2 separate regions of the Homo sapiens genome follow, and region 1 is linked to region 2. Evidence: chromatin loops called from intact Hi-C (ENCODE). Cell type or tissue: mammary epithelial cell. All regions are shown on one strand.

Region 1 (2,500 bases), 110 kb after region 2:
TAAAAACAGTTATCTTAACCATTTACTATACATATTACATTAATTTTTATATTTTCTTTTTTTTTTCCAGAACAATATAGCTGAAGTACAAGAATTACATTCTGAATTAATGTGGAAAGATTTTATAGACCACATCAGTAGTCTCCTACACAGTGTGGAAGTGGAAGTCAGTTACTTTGCAGCTGGAATTATTGCCCATTTAATATCCAGAGGTGAACAAGCTTGGACATTGAGTCGTAGCCAGAGGAATTCTCTGCTGGATGATTTGGTAGGGTCATTCCATACCAACAAAAGACATTCATAGTGGTTAAACTATCAAAGCCTCATAATGTAGTAAATAATGCAGTGCTAAATAAATATTGTAATCCTTTCTTGTGTGTCTTTTGTCTTCCAGCATTCAGCTATTTTGAAATGGCCAACTCCAGAGTGTGAGATGGTAGCATACAGGTAATTAGTATCATAATTAACAGTAAACCAGCAACCTAGTCTAGAGATCATTCCTAAGAGTCATTCCTACTAGATGCATAATTTTTCCCTCAGGCACCTCAATATTGGTTATTTATTTATTTATTTTGAGACAGAGTTTCACTCCGTCGCCATGGCTGGAGTGCAGTGCATGATCTTGGCTCACTGCAACCTCCACCTCCCAGGTTGAAGCAATTCCCCTGCCTCAGCCTCCCGAGTAGCTGGGATTATAGGCGCCCACGACCACGCCCCGCTAATTTTTGTATTTTTAGTAGAGACGAGGTTTCACCATGTTGGCCAGGCTGGTCTTGAACTCCTGACCTCAGGTGATCTGCCTGCCTGGGCCCCCCTAAGTGCTGGGATTACAGGCGTGAGCCACCACACCCAGCCAAAAGTATTGGCTTTAAAAGAAGCAAAGTATTTTGACTTTTTTCTACCACCTATCACTCTTCATGTTTCCTTCATTTCACATTTGTTGAAGACAAGTGCTAGGAATTTGTTCTATGCTCTTGAAATACAAAAATGAACAAAGACATGGTGTCTGCACACAAGAATTTTATATCCTTGTGAGGGAGAGTGAATGTGGATCAGATAAAATACCGTTATGCCAAATGTCCATAGAATGTTATGAAATTAAAGGTGAAGCCCAGTGGGGTAGCACATACCTGTAGTCCTGGGAGGATCACTTGAGCCCAGGAGTTTGAGGCTGCAGTGAGTTATGATTGCATCACTGCATTCCAGCCTGAGTGACAGAGCAAGACTCCAAATGTAAATACACACACACACACACACACACACACACCTTTCAGAGGAAGTGAGTTGTGACCTGAGTGTTGAAAGATAAGGAGAGGCAGGAGATTTTTAGGAAGAAAAAGCATCGTATTAATGTAGGAAGGTCTAAAATAAAATGACACATTGAAGGAATTAGAAGTAGCACCAGATTTGGGCCAGGCATTGTGGCTCATGCCTATAATCCCAGCACTTTGGGAGGCTGAGGTGGGTGGATCACTTCAATCCAGGAGTTCGAGACCAGCTTGGCCAACATGTTGAAACCCCTGTCTCTACTGAAAGAACAAAGTTAGTGGGGCATGGTGGTGCACACCTGTAATTCCAGCTACTTGGGAGGCTGAGGCATGAGAATCGCTTGAACTTGGGAGGTGGAGGTTGCAGTGAGCTGAGATGGCGCCACTGCACTGCAGCCTGGGTGACAGAATGAGACTCTCAAAAAAGGAATAACACTAGATTTGGTTGGGGAAACAGTTTGTAATAATTTATTAAAGGGCATACTGGGCCTGGCATGGTGGCTCACACCTATAATCCCAACACTTTGAGAGACTGAGGTGGTAGTATCACTTGAGTTCAGGAGTTGCAGACTAGCCTAGGCATCATAGTGAGACCTCATCTCTACTAAAAAATAAAAAAACCTGGGCATGATGGCATACACCTGTAGTCCCACCACTTCGGAAGGCCAAGGCAGGTAGATCACTTGAGCTCAGCCTGAGCAACATAGTGAGACCCCGTCTCTACAAAAAATAAAAAATTAGCCAGTTGTGGTGGCACATCCCTGTAGTCCAAGCTGCTTGGGAGGCTAAGGTGGGAGAATCGCTTGAGCCTGGAAGGTTGAGGCTGCAATGAGTTGAGATCGCCTTACTGCACTCCAGCCTGAGCAACAGAGTGAGACCCTGTCTCAAATAAATAAATAAATGTAAAAATAAATAAATAGGCCGGGCATGGTGGCTCATGCCTGTAATCCCAGCACTTTGGGAGGCCGAGGCGGGCAGATCACGAGGTCAGGAGATCGAGACTATCCTGGCTAACGTGGTGAAACCCCGTCTCTACTAAAAATACAAAAAAATTAGCCGGGCGTGGTGGCAGGCGCCTGTAGTCCCAGCTACTTGGGAGGCTGAGGCAGGAGAATGCCGTGAACCCAGGAGGCGGAGGTTGCAGTGAGCTGAGATCGCGCCACTGCACTCCAGCCTGGGCGACAGAGCGAGACTCCGTATCAAAATAAATAAATAAATAAATAACAAAAATT
Region 2 (2,500 bases):
GGAAGGCAGCCAATAATGTCTGAAATCCCAGTTTTATTTTTTAAATTCATAGGATTTTACATTCATTTCCCCATAATACATCTTTCATAGGATAACAGAAGATTGCCTTTTCTCCCCCAAGCCTTTGAGTAAAATTGACATTCCAGGCAATATACCACATTTACCTGTGGTTTCTTATACCCTGATCACCTTAGGGGACTCCTCAGTACACATGGCCCAGGATGGGAATCCTTGAACTTTGGTTTGAGGTCATCTTCTTTAGGATGGCCTTCAAGACCCTGTGCAATCTGATTCTAGCCTTATTTTCTGCCTCTCTTCCCCCACATCCCACCAACCTTCTGTTCTCTGAATAGATCCCAAGTTTGTGTCCCTGTTTACCTCTGCTCTTGATGCCTGGACCACCCTTTTTGACACAAATCGGAAATACTCTCCTATGTAAAGTCTTCCCAGACACAACAATTACACACATTCAAATTAGATTTAGATGCTCCCATTTTGGTGTTCCACACCACTTGGTTTATTCTGGTATAGTGTAGTAGGAAAGAAAGAACTGGCTTTGGAGTGGGGACAGATCTTAGTTCAGAATCCATGTTCCATGTTTATTAAATTGTAACCTTAAACCAATCATGTTTGTGAGTCTGAATCCTCTTCTGTAAATGCAGATCCATTTGTAATGGCTGTCAGAAGGACTACAAGTTCATGTATGCAATGTGCTTGGCAGAGCGCCTGGCTCAAAGTCATTCCTGTTCCAGGAATGTTTCTTGTCATGCCAATAATGGCATGAAAGTCTGTGTTCCCCACCAGACTGTGACCTCTGTGTCCTGTATGCTGGTCACAGGGCCAAGAATAGAATAGGGCTTGATGATAGAATAGAGCAGGGTGATGTCGATTACTAAAATCTGGGAATGTTTCCCTTTATTTTCTGAGTTGAACTGCATTGAAATGAGATCACCTGAGCGGTAGAGGGCACAAGAGAGTTAGTTGGTGATGAGAGGCTCAACCAAGTAAGAGGTCACTTTTTTTTGTTTTGCTCTTTCATCCAGGCTAGAGTGCAGTGGCGTGATTTTGGCTCACCGCAACCTCCGCCTTACGGTTTCAAGCAATTCTCCTGCCTCAGCCTCCTGAATAGCTGGGATTACAGGCGCCCACCACAATGCCCGCCTAATTTTTGTATTTTTAGTAGAGATGGGGTTTCACCATATCGGCCAGGCTGGTCTCGAACTCCTGACCTCGTGATCCGTTTGAACTAACTGTTGCCTCTGCCCTAGAGTGCTTTTCCCCTGTATTTTTTTTTTTTTTTTGGCTTGCCTTCTTAAGTTCTCTGCTTCAATTTGACATCGTCCATGTGGTCTTAGCTCATTCTTGTTATAATAACAGTGTCTTGATTGTGCCCAGCAATATTAGGTGCCCAAGTATTGTTGACTGAATTAAGAAGAGGGATTATCATTCCAAATAATTTGGTTTTCATTAATGGAACTTAGAATATCACTGACTCTTGCTCTTTTGACCCAGGTTTTTCTTAAAGCTATAAGAAACATTAAATGAAGGTCTAATTGACATACAGGAAACTGCACATAACTTTAAAGTAACAATTATGAGTTTCTACATATGTATACACCTGTAAACCATTATCACAATCAAGATAATGAGCATATTCATCACCTCAAAATTTCCTCATGTGACTTTGTACTTCATTCCCTCCCCAGCAACCATTAATCTGCTTTCTGTCACTGAAGATGGGTTGCATTTTGTAGGATATTATCTAAATAGAATGATACAGTAAGTACTGTTTCTTTTTGTATAGTTTCTTCGATTCAGCATAATTATTTTGAGATTCATCCATGTTACCACACGTATTAATAGTTCATTCTTTTTCTTAGTGAATGACATTTCATGATGTAGATATATCACAATTTGTTTATCCATTTGGGTTTCCAGTTTTTGGCTTACAAATAAAGCTGCTGTGAATATTTGTGTACGTGTCTTTGTATGGGCATTCATTTCCATTTTTGGGGTTCATACCTAGGAGTGGAATGGCTAGATCATATGGTAGGTATATATCTAACTTTAAGAAACACCCAAACTGTTTTCTAAAGTGATTCTACCATTACATTCTTACCAGCAGTGTTTGACAGTTCTAGTTGCCCTACATCCTCACCATAATTTGATGTGTGGTCAGTCTTTTAAAATTTTAGCCATTATAGTGAATATAACAGTATCTTATCATAGGTTTAGTTTGTATTTTTTTGAGTGACCAATAATGTTGGCATCTTTTCATGTGCTTATCTGCCATCTGTGTATCTTTGATGACATGTTTGTTAAAATCTTTCGCCCCCTTTTTATTGGATTGTTTTTTATTATTGCATTCTAAGAGTTATTTATATATTCAAGTCCGTTATCAGAAGTTTTGCATATATTTTCTCCCAGTTTGGCCTGCCTTTTTTGTTTTTATAACAGTGTCTTTCAAAACCAAAAGTTTTTCATTTTAATGGTGTGTCTA

The links. Peaks named below come from ENCODE experiments on the same cell type or tissue, not always from the same donor. Only the 100,000 strongest peaks of a DNase experiment are listed, where the experiment ranks them.
Region 1: a loop joins it to region 2, with 5 times the contacts of the local background. A loop is called at or near these places in 16 of 110 quality-filtered maps.

Annotation. Positions count from the first base shown.
Region 1 is chr1:52,813,466-52,815,965 of GRCh38, forward strand. ZYG11B (zyg-11 family member B, cell cycle regulator) reads left to right here. Exons shown (of 14, transcript NM_024646.3): 11 at 71-268; 12 at 395-447. Among named protein-coding and RNA genes, the nearest start is that of ZYG11A, 28 kb to the right of the region's middle. RefSeq lists an enhancer at 1,072-1,366. In mammary epithelial cell, no CTCF peak of the experiment used is centred here; a DNase peak (open chromatin) is centred at 1,226.
Region 2 is chr1:52,700,107-52,702,606 of GRCh38, forward strand. No RefSeq gene overlaps it. Among named protein-coding and RNA genes, the nearest start is that of COA7, 3.0 kb to the left of the region's middle. In mammary epithelial cell, a CTCF peak has its summit at 965 (motif pointing right); a DNase peak (open chromatin) is centred at 975; H3K4me3 peaks cover 152 bases.